2 separate regions of the Homo sapiens genome follow, and region 2 is linked to region 1. A link is a contact called in ENCODE Hi-C or POLR2A ChIA-PET data. All regions are on one chromosome and are shown on one strand. Each heading gives the region's core, a stretch centred on a gene start or an enhancer-like site at or near the end of the contact. The rest is flanking DNA. Distances are from core to core; before and after follow the strand shown. Region 1 has its middle 22 kb from the start of MIR4290. Region 2 has its middle 63 kb from the start of MIR4290.

Region 1 (7,309 bases), core at 853-3,352:
CCATCCCTGACCACATTGCAGCCTCCACTAGCCCCGCATCAGGTTCTGGCCCTGCCCAGAGCCACCTCCCTGTGGTGGGGATGAGACATCCCAACTTCTCTCAGACCTGGGAGGCCACCCAAGGTCTCAGGTTGGGAAGGCCGCCTTAAAAGATGCTTGGCTTCCAGTTCTTAATCTTAGAGGATTTGGGGGAGGAACCAACAGTGTATTGTGTGTAGTGTGGTGTGTGTGTGTTGTGTGGTGCATGCATATAAGTGTGGCATGTAAGTATATGTGTGCTTGGTATATGCATATGGATGGATGTATATTGTGTTTATGTATGGGACACCTGGTTTGTAATATTTGTCATTGTCTGTGGTATAAATCCTCCCATGACAGCCAATGGAAAGCTAATGCCATGTCACCAAAAACAGAGTTGGAAAGGGTGTGCAGAGCCACTACCTTAAGTACGATGACGTACATATATCACCAGACAGATAAACAGACACGCAGCCTAGAGAACACTGATAATAACACAATGTGGGGGTTATTATCTTGAATTTTAATATAATTTATTTTATTGCAAATCTATTCATTTTAATTTTTAATAATGGCTGTGTGTAACAACTGGTCCCGAAATTCACAGACATTTGGCAATCGACCCCATCAAGGGGGTACGGGTTGGCCTAGACCACCCTGGATTCCTTCTCCGGCTGCGTTCTGTGGCCAATGTACTGAGCCCTGCCGGCCTCCTTCCTCAAGAAGCTGGAAATCTGGTAGGAGCTGGAGATGGTTTCACTGGGGTCCCCAGGCTCACCACCCATGGGGCTGCAGAGGGAGTGGTGGAGATACACATGGAGGCCTCCTGGCTCTGGGAGTAGCTTCACACTCATACTCGGGGAATTGTTCTAATGGCTCAGGCTTGAGGCACCACATGCAGTTTTTTTTTTTAAAGTATGGTATTAATTTATACTTGTCTGTTGTTTATCCAATAAATGGCGTTCCAAATAGCAGGGCACTAGCCTGAACGGGAGAGGAGTGTGGATTCTGTTCTAAGCATGTTACAGCATCTGCTTTCATACTCATGCATATGCACACATGCATATATGTATATCCATGTCTACCTCAGGCGTGGGCACTTGCTGACTTATCAGGCATAGCCAAAGATAAAAGGCAACACTATGCTCCATGGAGGATGAATCTCACTTGGGTAATAAAATGACAAAGAAAACTAGAGAACTAATGGCCATAAGACTCAGCCCAGCTGTGCCCCAGGAGGGAGGAGAGATTTGGGAGTGGGGTTCTGTAGGGGGGTGGGAAGGCTCTAGAGTGGGTGCTGGGGGTTACAAGCATTTTTGCCTTATAGGACTTCATTAAACTTCATGTTTGCTTTATGCAGCTTCCTGTACTTGTGGGACATTTACTGTTAAATATATACTTTCATATATATGTGCAGATATACCTCAATATATATGTATATATATGTCTGTATGTGTGTGTTGTATGTACACACACATACACAGAGACATTACAGACATGTACTCACTCTCTTTCACCTGAGTTGGCAGAAAGTTTTGTTGCTGGGCCCTGCTGAGATAACCGGTTTGCCCAGTGGCTTGCTGGCCTTGCCAGGCTGTGCTGAGCTGTTCTGCGATGGCTGGCAGGCGCTGCCTGGGCTAGAACTGGTAGTAGAGCTCCAGGTTTTAAATGGACCTAGGGGGATCAGCCCAGGGTTCCATGCAGGTTTAGCAGGTAGGGTGTAGCAGGCCACAGCTCTGAGAAGGCTCTGACCTGGCAAATGCTCACGGACTTGAGGCCTGCCCTGCCTGACAGCGGCTCTGATTTCCTGACCTGTGCACAGGAGCTGGCTGAGGGGCAGCCCCTGCAGGCTTAGAGTTTTCTGGTGAAAAGTGTTGTGGCAAAAGGAGCTTGAGCTGGTCCCCCAGTACCTCTGGGCCATGTGGGGCCTTCCCCCTCCCGAGGAGAGGGGCATGACTGAGATGTGCCCTCTGCCCCAGGGAGGCACACACCAGGGCAGGGCTAGGAGACACTCAGCCTCAGTAGCCACTTTCCAGTCAAGGGCCTGGGGTCACAGAAACCTCAGGGCTCCTTCCTGTAAGTCGGGGTGGTTCTCAGCAGCAAGCTTTCACTTTCCATGCCTGGCTGGGACAGCTGGGTATTGAGACTGAAGAGACAGCCCACCTCTCCTTCTGCCCAGAAAGTGAAAATGCCTGAGAAGGCGCTGGGAGTGACTGGGGACAGCCAGATGAAGGTCCAGTTCTGGTGTCGGGTCCCTGAGGAGGGAGCTCTGTGGACTGGCTCCGTAGCACATGCTCCTGGGGCTTGCCTGGCACCGGTGCAGGGATCAAGGTCGGAGTCCACTGGCTGCTGGGAAGGCTGGCATTGGAGTTACACTAAGGCGCTGAGCAGCGTTAGGCACTCAAAATCTATTTTAAGCCTTGTGTAAACATGCATGAGGCGAAGTCTCCCTCTCCCTGCTGCTCCTGCAGAAAGAGCTGTCCTTTGCATTGCCAACTTCTCAGGGTTCTTGTGGAGGTTAAGCAAGTGCTGTTTTGATTTTTTTCTGGAGGTGAAGTGAATTATAGCCTTGTTGTTTTAATAAGTCACAATATTTACAAGTTCATTTCTTTGAACTGTGTGTGGGGGGTTATTTTGTCTGCAATTTTGAAGGTAAATAATTTTCTGCTGTTTCACTGTCGTTTCAGCCAGATATTTTTGTTTGGTTTGGTTTTCAAAAGGAGGAGAAGGGAACTAGCTTTTATGGAAGGTCTTTGCTCTGTCCTTACCAACGCGGGAGTTGTGCTTCCATTACCTTCTTTAATCATTTTCATAAGGATTTTTGTACAAATGATGAGGAATGACGGGTGGTTTTAAATTTGTTTTTCAGAAAGAAGTAATGCATGACTCTGATTTGCGGCTGCAGGATAAATCCGAACTATTTCAGGGAGATGTCATGGAGAGCTCATCTCTCAGCATCAAAGTTGCCTCTCCTGACTTTTGAATTTTAAGTGTTCTGTGTGGAAGAAAAATGGAGACAACAAATTTCTATGCATGGATTCAAAGAATCCTCGTAATATACAGACTACATTCTCCCCAGCTTTTTATCTCTATATATTCTTTTTGTTGAGTTTCAACCACATAGGGTTGAAATTCACCTTCCCACATTACATTTTTCATCAATAGTTGAAGACCTATGTATGTAAATATCAGGAACTATCAGAACTCCCTGCAACAGGAAACCTGACCCCCAACTCCCCCGAAATGCATCATGATAAACAGTCACTTGCCAAAATAACAAATCAGCTTCCTGGAACATGCTTGCTCAAAACCAGGAGAGGAGCTTAGAGACGTCAGCTTGACTTCTGCCTCGTACGCAGGAAGGGTGACCTTCAAAGATCAAACATCGTCCCAAATCTCCCTTCATCTTGTAGTACTCCTGCTTGTCGTAGCTCCTGTTACCATCAGGTACTGGGCCAACCATCCGTCATGTCAGAAGAGAGTTGGGGACAATCCCTGGATTATTTCACCTTTGCCCTGCTGGTATAGACAATGTGTGTTATGGCTGGGTGACTTGCTGACTTTTACTCTGAGCAACAGCTTTGTCAGAGTAAACTAAAACAGAGACTTCAGAGCATAATAAAATATGACATTTTTTCTGTATAGAACTAAAGACACGGGGGAGAGAGAACAACTTAATTAAAAAGACAGTGCCCTTTCAGTGTCTTTTTTTTTTTTTTTTTTTTTTTTTTTTTGAGATGGAGTCTTGCTCCGTCGCCAGGCTGGAGTGCAGTGGCGTGATCTGGGCTCACTGCAACCTCCACCTCCCGAGTTCAAGTGATTCTCCTGCCTCAGCCTCCCAAGTAGCTGGGACTACAGGCACGTGCCACCACACCCAGCTAATTTTTTTTGTATTTTTAGTAGAGACAGGGTTTTACCGTGTTGGCCAGGATGGTCTCGATCTCTTGACTTTGTGATCTGCCCTTCTCTGCCTCCCAAAGTGCTGGGATTACAGGCGTGAGAGTTTGTATTAATAAAATAAGAGGAACAATACCAAGGAGAGTGCTTTGTAAGGATGTCAAGGCTGCCTGTTCCCTGCTCTACACAGCATGTCTCTGACAAAGCAGAGGCCACAGAAAGGGGCACCTGGTGGAGGGCCCAGGCAGCAGAGCACAGGCCCTGCAATTCTGGATGCTGGGGTGTCATTTCATGTTTTGAATTAGCTGTGAGCCTGGGGGCTGCCGCCGGGATCATTTCCAGCAGGGCGGTACCATTTAGTTCCTTCTGACAAAAGGGCCACTGCCCAAGATTTTCCGCGTCTGCATTCAAGTGGCAGATGAGACACGGATAATAATACACACTCCAAATCTTTTCAGGAATTCACAGTCTCTGTTTGCAATGTTATCCTGAATTTGATCACGACATGCACAGAACTGGTTTGAAAATTATTTTCCAGAAGCAATTCTTTAATAAAACTTTTTCATCTGAAAAGCAATCTAGCCAAAATGTCAACAGAGGTAGATAGGATAAAAAATAATTACTCTGGATCCCAAGCCAAGATGAACATACAAGTATTACCAAAGATTTGGGTGTGATATCGACCCCTTGCCCCTCTCCAGCCCCCTTGATCCTGGGATCCCTGCCTGTCTCTGTGCTTGCAGGCTTCTCCCCGGCAGGGACAGAGAATGTGAAGTGCCTAAATGCTTAGTGATTTCATTCCAGGGCACTTTCCTATCATCCTGGTTACTGATGCCAGAGGAAAGCAGGAAGGGTTGGGGGTTGGGTTTGCAGCATCTGATGGAGATTGTGGTTTGCAGATTGTGAATTGCTGTTTTGTTCTACAAAAATAATGAACATGGTAACCATAGAAACCTAGTAGAAAGGTGTCCAAGAGGCTAATCGACCCAGTCAAATGAGTGTTTCTCTATGATGACTTGTAGTGATCCTGTTAAATTGTGCAGGGTTTCTTTCTGGGGGGCAGCAGGAGCTGTGACAAAATGCATTTATTATGCCATCCTCACGTGTCAGACTGACAACGACTGCTGTGTTGTTGCTACGAGATGGCTGCATAACAGCACCCACAGCTGCAGGACCATTGCAACTGCTTACTTGCAACAGGTGCTGTGTTTTAGGCCCCAGACCCCAGAACTTGGATTGACAGAGGGGCCAGCTGCTTAATTTTTGGCTGGCTGTTTTTCATCTGTGGAGTGGTGCCCCTCTGAAGAGACCAGAGCATGTGAAACTCTATCCTCATGCAAAGAACACTGTCCTAATTTTTCTTTTGCTGGAGGCCGCAAGTGCCAGAGAGAAGGATAAGAAAGGCTTTGGGCCACTTGCCCCAGCTTGAAGGCCACGATGCCAAACCAACCCGGGCAGTGCCTGGAGTGTCAGGAATTTACAAGCAAAGAGTCCAAGTGCTGAGCACGTTTGACTAGTAAGGGTGTCTTTACCCCAGCTGGCAGAGTTTGGGTAAAAAAAAAAAAAAGAAACACAAAATGGCAAACAGCTCTTTGCTTTTTGGGCTTAACTTTGCATAGCAGAGTGCATTAGCTTAAAATGTCAACAGTGACCATTGCCAGATAGATGTACTTCCCAAGAAAAATACTGGGGGCAGTTTCTATTCTGGGAGAAACTTTTGGTGAACAAAAACCTCATTCCAGCGCTACTCACCACTATATTTAAGTCAAAGCGGGGGGGAAGTTTTAATAGCAAAAAGGCCCATTTAACATTTCAGCTGACTCGAAGCCCAGATTCTCCGGCAAGGTCTTTGGTGCTGGTGGTGGTCCGGACTCATGGGAGGACGCTGGGGCTTCTTCACAAGGGATTGTTCATGCCATTCAAGGATGATGCCAAAATATATATTCTCCTTTTTCAAATGTAAAATGGACACGAACTTTTGGAAAACCAGGAAAACAAACAAAAGTAATTAAGTAAAAATATGCATAATTGATATATAATCTCCCCATCGAAAACTGATGATTCTACCTATTTTTAGATGTAGTCTTTTCCCAGGGGGAAGATTTAGGGGTTCAGAAGAACTTTCTGGAAGCTGGGTCCCCATCTGAGTTGTAGTGACAACCAGGGTCAGAAGGAGAGAGGGCAGCTTAGCTGGACATTTCACAGGCAGCAGGATAAGGCCGTGCATGTGCTGCTGCAAGAGCATGCTTTGATCAAAGGAGTCTAGGAAAGCCACCATGAGTGCCTGCCTGGGAGGGACAGCTCATCCCAAGGGGACTGGAACCTCCGTGCCTCCATCTCTCCCAGATCTCACCCTTCCCCTTGGGAGCTCAATAGCTTTCTGAGTTCCATCAGAAACATGCTGTCTCCCCCAGCAAGGCAATCGGGTGCGCGTTTTGTGAGGTGAGGACTGGGAGGGGAGGCACTCTGTGAGAATAAACAGGGATGACTCTCCCCAGCTCCCGGACTGCTGGGGGCATGGCTGGAGGACTCTGTGCATTCAAGACCACCAGCTGCAGTGACCTCATGCCCAGCCATGAGGGAGAAAGCTCACGTGACCTCCCTGTCTCCCCTCGCCTGTCAAGGGCTCCCTCACACACAGAGGAGGAGTGGCACCCTGGGCTACTGATAGGACAGGTGTATAAATCTTAGCTACACACATGAGTGTGCAAAAAATGTCCTATGTCCTTATTTACTTGTTAAGTAAAATTAGATCCCAGTTCTGAATTAAATCTCAATCAGTTCTGGAGTGTCTTTCTCTGCACATATTTCTCAGGGTTCTTGAACAGAACAATGTATTTGGGGGCTCCAGGTCCTAGGCTCACACTGGGGTCCCTGAGTGATCCCTGACTCTCTGTGCCCACAGGGGCCTTGAAGTCCTCCATCTATGCTGCTTTTTAGTTACAGGAAAGATTTTTCTGGTGAGATTTCTGGGCCCAGGGGCTACCCTTCCCTAGATATTAGAGATGCAGTGTTGAACAAAATGTAGAACGAGCCTATGCCCCTGGAAGATTTTCGGTGTCGAGGAGACAGGCTAAGCACACACACAAACTGCAGACACTAAGCCATTGTCCACTAGGGACCAGAAGCTTCTGTGAGATACTGTGGTGGTGGAGGAGGTGGTGCTTTGGCAGAACCCCTAACCTCCCTGCCTTCCCCAGCTGGAAGGAGTCTCTCCTAAGTCCCAGCTTCTCACCTCATTTTTCTTTTCTCCCTCCTTCCCATTTTTGTCTCCCTCCAGAGACAGAATGTGCTATAACCTTCTGGAAACTTCTACTATTTTCCTGCAACCTGACTACCCCTTAGGTGAGGGAGTCCAGAATGCTGGCTTGAAATGGGAGAGAGAAAGAACTGC
Region 2 (6,824 bases), core at 4,032-6,531, 38 kb before region 1:
TTAAGAAACTGCCAAATTGTTTTCCAAAGCAGGTGGATTGCATGTCCAGGGCCAGGCACCTGTTGACGTCTGACTTTGCCACCCATGGTGTTCTGACAGCTGGTGTGAGAAGTTGTAAACACAGGCTTGAGGGAGTGGGTGATGGGGCACCAGGGATGCCCTTTCGTTCCTCCATATACCACTGTAATATCATACTTATTGGGAGTGCTGTAGTGGCCAAAGGACTTTCACACAGATAGTTGGCTCTAGGTAGAGTCCAATTCCACATGTAGTGAGCTCTATCCTTACCACGGGGAAAAAGCTAGACAGGTAGAAAATTTACAGCTTTCCATGAACCTGTCAGAGAACTGAGATCACAGGACAAACGGCCATTGTGAAGAGTGACAGGGGCCAGCAAGGGACACAGGAGTCGGACATTTGCGTACCTGGGTAGAAGTCACCTTATAAGCCAGCAGAGACATTAAGCTAGAAATTTTGATGAGTTGCTAGAGCCCAAGGGTAGGCTAGCATGAAAGTGGGAGGCTCCTGGGGGCTGCAGGCAGAGAGGGGCTCCTGCTCTTTCTGAATGGTGTCCCAGGTGATGAGACATAACAGCAGAGCATCAGTTTCCCAGGCCAGAGTGAGGACTTCTAGTATGAAGCTGCCTGTAGGCCCAGGGATTTGTTAGGTTCTAGTGTACAGCTTCTCCTAAAGGCTGCCTCCATGGAGAAGAAGGTGACATTTTGTAGACACTTGGGGATGATTTCAGCTCTCGCTCACTACAGACCATCAATTTATCTTAAATGTGCTGACAGGTAGACACATATTCATGTTGCAGATGTTTGGAACAGGAGGTTGAAAAAGGTTGGTACATGCATTTGAGAAATACACATTGAATCTGCTTACTACATTGGGCCCTTTGCTTGGATTTGGGGTACAATGGTACAATGGTGACTTAGACAGGTCTGTCTTCAGGGAACACCCACCCACTGGAGGTGACAAATGCATTAACAGGCCATTATCAACAATGGGGTAACACCTTACAACAAACCCCACTTTGGAAGCCAAGCAGCCTTCCCGGAGGAGGTGGCATCTGGTTTAACTCTTACCATTGGTAAGAATTAGCTAGAGTCACGTGAACAGGGGCTCAGCTGAAGAGCAAAGAGGGTGTACCAGGCAGGGGAGCCCTGGATCAAAGGGACAGAGTCAGAACGAGATGCATGTGTTACTGGAAATTCGGGATGCTGGAACATCGCGTGCGAGCGTGTGTGTATGTGCGTGTGTGTGGCAGGGGAAGGGGGGCGAGTTCTGTGTTTATCCCAATTCCCAAAGAACTCATAGCTCTAAGGAGGCACGGTGATGCACAGGCTGCATCCCTGGGGAGGGCTAGGAGAGAACAGTTGTTCAAAGACATAAACGAAGAGCCCCCAGAGTCAGGTGAAGCCCTTCTGCTCCCCTGGATCTGGAAGCCTGCAGCTATTCCCACATCTGGATTGCAGGTTCACAAACATCTCCAAGTCCTGATGCCACCATCCCTTTAAAAGTTTATTATGAAAACAGAAAGAATAGAACCAACATGCCTATGCATACCACCTGGCTTCACATGAGTTCATATTTTGCCATATTTGTTTTCAGATGTTTTCCTTCCAAGAAATGAATCATGGCATGCAGAGCTGAATTTTTTTTTTTTTTTTTTTTTGAGACAGAGTCTCGCTGTGTCACCCAGGCTGGAGTGCAGTGGCATGATCTCGGCTCACTGCAACCTCTGCCTCCTGGGTTCCAGTGATTCTCCTGCCTCAGCCTCCCAGGTAGCTGGGATTACAGGCACACGCCAAACCACCTGGCTAATTTTTGTATTTTTAGTAGAAAGGGAATTTCACCATGTTGGCTAGGCTGTTCTCAAACTCCAGACCACAGGTGATCTGCCCCCCTCGGCCTCCCTAAGTGCTAGGATTACAGGTGAGGGCCACTGCACCCAGCCTGAAGTTCTTTTAATAAACTCCTGACAGACAACCTCATTTTCACTCCACTGGTACAACGTCCTTTTCCAACGGTTTAATATGTTTCCTACTTATAATGGAACTATAGCAAGTTATTAAAATGTCACAGAAAATATAGTCCATAATAATTGCACGTTTTAAAAAGTTACAGAAATGGCATTAACTGTAGGTATCATTCTTCCACTTGCTTTCTCCTCCGAGCACAATGTTTTAGAGACTTATCCATGCTGCTACACAATGATTTATTTTTACTGATGCAAATATTCTATCATACAAGTATAAAAGCTGTATTCATTGATTATTAATAGATGTTTAAATGTTTCAAAAATTCTTATTGTTAACAACAATGCTTGAATGAATCTCTTTAAAATGTGGGCATGCCGAGTGTGATGGCTTATGAATATAATTCCAGCACTTTGGTAGGTTGAGGTGGGAGGATCACTTGAACCCAGGAGGTTGAGGATGCAGTGAGCCATGGGGGTGCCGCATCTCACAAAAAAAAAACCATAAACATAAATAAAAAATAAAAATAAAATGTGAGGATGGGTGAGCAGTGACAGGTCTCACAGTCTGCCAGAGAGCGTGGAGAGCACTGGCCCAGTCCTACCCCACAGCGGCCGGGAGCCTTCTCTCTAGGGGCATGGCCAGGGCTGGGCGAGCCTGTTAAACATCTTTTCAAATATTTTATTGAACATGAAAGTTTTTTCTTTGACAAATTTCATGTTCATATCTTTTGCCCATTTTCCTATTCACTGTTCATATCTTTAATATGGGCTTGAGGGAATTATTTTTTATTTATTTATTTTTTTTGAGACGGAGTCTCGCTCTGTCGCCCAGGCTGGAGTGCAGTGGCGGGATCTCGGCTCACTGCAAGCTCCGCCTCCTGGGTTCACGCCATTCTTCTGCCTCAGCCTCCCAAGTAGCTGGGACTACAGGCGCCCGCCACTACGCCCGGCTAATTTTTGTATTTTTAGTAGAGACGGGGTTTCACTATGTTAGCCAAGATTGTCTCGATCTCCTGACCTTGTGATCTGCCCGCCTCGGCCTCCCAAAGTGCTGGGATTACAGGCGTGAGCCACCGCGCCCGGTCTTGAGGGAATTATTGATTAATTCTCTATATGACTGCTTTGTCCATGATCAATGTTGCAAATCTCTCTGGCCGTGGCTTATCTTTTACAAATGTATTACTTTATTTCTATTTACTTGTGTTCTGAATGTATAACACAGCCATGTGATTGGGAAATTAAAATGCTTTAGGGTTCACATCTGTCAGCTTCCAGCCTATCCCTCTATTTGTATGAACCGCAGAATATATGTCTTAAGTGACCTTTACTATCATCTCCATTTTATTTTATGGATGAGGACACCGACCTATGCAGGTGTGTCCTACCTATCTAGTGTGCACAGCTGAGTCGGGGTCTCTGTGCAGCCCCTGTGGCTCGCTGAGGTCACACTACACATAGCCCAAGGTTCTAGGATGTCCTGGGCTCCCACAAGCTGGGCTTCACCACCTGCTCCAGGTGACAATAGAAATTTCAGGTGGGTTGCATTGTTGGGACAACATATTTTTTTAATGTGGAAAATGAACTAAAGGGTAAAACAAAATTGGCTTGTCTCCAATTTGGAAGTGGGGTGAGGAGAGGCCCAAAGAAAACGGAAGAACAGAAACACCTTCCTACCAGTGTCCCTAGCTCTCCTTTAGCCTGTCTTCCTATGCAAACACCTAGAGACGCTGGACTAACAGTGGCCATATAGTTCAAATACAACCAGTTACTGGTTCTTTCTCCACAGCCAAACCTCAGAGCTAATTAAAGTTGTTGTGTGGGAATGTAAAAGTTTTTCATTTTGGCATTTATCTCAGGGTTCTTGGAAATTTCTCCAGAAAGGAAAAAAGGATCAAAACAAAAGAATTAACAGAAGGTGTATTGGTTTAAGTGCATTCTTAAAATGTGAATTTATAGGAGGAAGTTGAGATGTGGAATTTTCTCCAGTCCTTGAGCAGGTGAGCTGCTTCCTCAAGTGTTTCCTGACCCATCTCTTCCCTCCCTGGACCACAGACAGCCTCAGCTCCATTCTGTAGACACAGAACCTTTGGGAGGGCAGGGCCATTGCCCTTATGAGGCTTGCACATGGAGGTCCATAACCCATCTCCCTTCTTGAGGACCAAATTGCAGTTCTCCTGGTAACAGCCTTACTGTCTGTCTATGCTAAAAAAAGTCCACTGTTTGCCTAGGGATGGGGTGGAGATTGTAAGGGGTCAGTGTGGATGTCTAGAGTTGGGGTGGGGCCCACTTGGGTTCACAGTGGATTCCTGGAGACAGGAATGGAGGGCGTGACAGGAGAGAGGAGAGACTGTTCAGGATCCAGTAAACTCCTGGAGTTGGAACCTATACAGTCCGGGGTCACGGTGGATGCCTGGAGACTAGCTGGGTATGGTGCAGGTCATGTTGGTGCCACTGTGTGCCTCTCAGGGATCTCTGCATGGACAGGGCCAACATGAAGTAAACACTGGAAACCCTCTTCCCAGTGGGTGTAGACGTGAGGTTCCTTCTCTTTGGGTTGTCTGACATCCCTATGTTGCTGGATGCTCTGAGGCTTTGAAAAATAATGGGGGATTTATTTTGTGTTTTCCCCAACCTTGAGGCCAAGGCCCATGGAACCAATCTAGGGCAGAGACAGAACAGATCTTGTGGACCCAGGAGGCTCTGGACTCTTTCTCACCGAGGTGAAGAGAAGGAGAGGGGCAAGGGCCGTCTTCTAAGTGAGGAGATTTCATTTGGCGCATGTAGGTCAGCAGGGCCGTCTTCTGACTGAATCACAGCTTCCTGTGTCTTTGAAATAGGGTCTAGAAACGAGCTTGTCACATTTGCTTCTCCCTCAAATGCTCAAAGGTGCAGGGCTGCCCTAAAGGTCCAAAGGCTACTCCAAGGACAGCTTGTGGACTGGGCTCTGGGCTCCCAGGCCAGCGCATCTGGACTCAGGGCTGGACAGCAGTCATCCAACGCAGGTATGTGTGGTGTGTCCAACTCCAGGATCCCACTACCCATTTGAACACCGTGCTGTGGGCTTACTTTGTTTAGAGTTAAGTGAGCAAACCACAGTGAAAGTGAAAGTACTCCTTGGATAACATTCTAGATCTGACTTTTTCCCTTTTTTCAAAACAGGCAGCTAGATTGGAAATTATGCAGAATAAACCATAAGAAAAACATGTACAGAGCCAAGCAGCTGACTGGAAATAGGATTCCAGTCTCATCAGTAAGCACTTAATTGTGTGTCCACCGCTGCAGCTGTTGCTGGGAGTTTACTGGGAGGTCCTGTCTTCACAGATATCTGGAAGTGAAACTTGTCATCCATTTCTCCTAACTTCTTGCTGAAAACATTTACATCCTTAAGATGGGACATTCAGTGTTCCTGTTTGGATTTGGGGGTATGGAGGAGAGGTCTCCAGATTTCAGGGTCCCAGCTACATCATATCAGTGCCCAAGGCCATGTCCACACCATTGGGTGGATGTGACAGGCCAAGTCAAGGGGGACCAATGACACCAATTTTTAGTGTCACTACAGAGTTGATGGAGTGCTCCCAGGGAGCTTCTGCACTGACTTCAGCTTGTTGAAGGCAAGGTAAAGGCCTGAGAGGCTCGGGGTCTTGTCTGAGGTCTTCAGCTACATGTCACAAGGCTGTCCTGTGCTCCGGAGCTGCTAGCACTCACAAGACGAGGGTCTGCTGTGCCCTAGCTGGGGCCCCCTTAGTGGCTCAGGGTGGCTGCAGCTTCTATCGGGACCCCAGTGGGGCCTGGGGCTGAGTTTCTCAATCAATGTGTTGCCCAACAGGCCCCAGTGCTGCAGCAGGGCTACCCTCTGCCACTGTTCTCCTCCCTTTCACTGGTGGTGAAATGGTCACTGTGCTCCTTAAGAGTCCTAGGTTGCCTCTCTATCCTTGGAGTTCAAAGGGGCTTGAGAAACCATCCGGTACAACTTCTCATTTAACAAAAGGGTTGAAAGCATCATGGAACTCTGACTAAATTAGCCCTGGCAGCAGCTTGCCCATGGCTGCCTCCTTTCTTTTGTTGCATTTCTTTGTGTTGGTAGAGGGAAGAACAGGCACATGCAGGATAACTCCCTTGTCTTTCGTGGCATGGCTGTGCACCGTCACGTCATGCTCCTGCACCACGGCCACCTACACTGTGAATCTGATGTCCACACCAAGGGCCGATGATCATGTGGCGCTCATTTTCAGCGGTGAGCACAGGGGTGGCAGTGCCAGGGTCCCCAGGCCCAGCCACAGGGTAAGTGCTCGTTTCCAGGCACCCTCCCTTTCCTCCCTGGTCACTCCCTCTGCCTGGGAGCCCCTTTCCCTGGACTGCTGGTAATCCTACTCTTCGCCCTGAAGCCCCCCAGTCATGCTTATCTACAAACATAGCCACACACACAGCCACACACACACACACACACATGCATTCCACTTACATACCACATGCACCTGCATGTGCACACACGTGTACACATACACCACACATACCACATGCACACACACAGGAGCTTGCACACACTACACACATACCACACACCACATCTCCACACACACCCCACATGTATCCACAAACATATGCATACAACACACACTTACACACACATGCATACACACATAGCATTCTTATAGTCATAGATCAAACACAACTAGAGAACAATGAATGTGTGTGTATGTATATGTGCACATGTATGTGCCTTTTAATAATTTAAATTAATCACATTAATAGGTCTTAATCCTGTTACAAACTTTTGCATGTTAAAAAGTCAACTAATTAGCCCAAAGCTATGATTATTTTGCATAAATTTGGAAAGTAG

Evidence for each region. A loop is a pair of places that touch in the nucleus more often than their neighbours do. ChIA-PET counts read pairs that join two places held with the same protein, here RNA polymerase II (POLR2A). Pooled maps may share reads with other maps.
Region 2: a loop to region 1 is called in a map of naive thymus-derived CD4-positive, alpha-beta T cell, with 2.4 times the contacts of the local background. The contact joins two enhancer-like sites. A Hi-C loop is called at or near these places in 2 of 168 maps with a recorded cell type or tissue (CD4-positive, alpha-beta T cell and naive thymus-derived CD4-positive, alpha-beta T cell) and 7 of 50 pooled maps. POLR2A ChIA-PET finds 5 or more read pairs at or near these places in 8 of 52 experiments (A673, BJ, OCI-LY7 and 4 more).

Annotation. Positions count from the first base shown.
Region 1 is chr9:89,997,754-90,005,062 of GRCh38, forward strand. No RefSeq gene overlaps it. Among named protein-coding and RNA genes, the nearest start is that of MIR4290, 22 kb to the right of the region's middle. RefSeq lists enhancers at 1,722-1,891, 1,932-2,001, 2,012-2,061, 2,112-2,201. Within about 2 kb of position 2,103, at least 31 of the 41 ENCODE cell types and tissues checked have a DNase peak (open chromatin) inside an H3K27ac peak, as active enhancers do.
Region 2 is chr9:89,957,019-89,963,842 of GRCh38, forward strand. No RefSeq gene overlaps it. Among named protein-coding and RNA genes, the nearest start is that of MIR4290, 63 kb to the right of the region's middle. Within about 2 kb of position 5,282, at least 5 of the 41 ENCODE cell types and tissues checked have a DNase peak (open chromatin) inside an H3K27ac peak, as active enhancers do.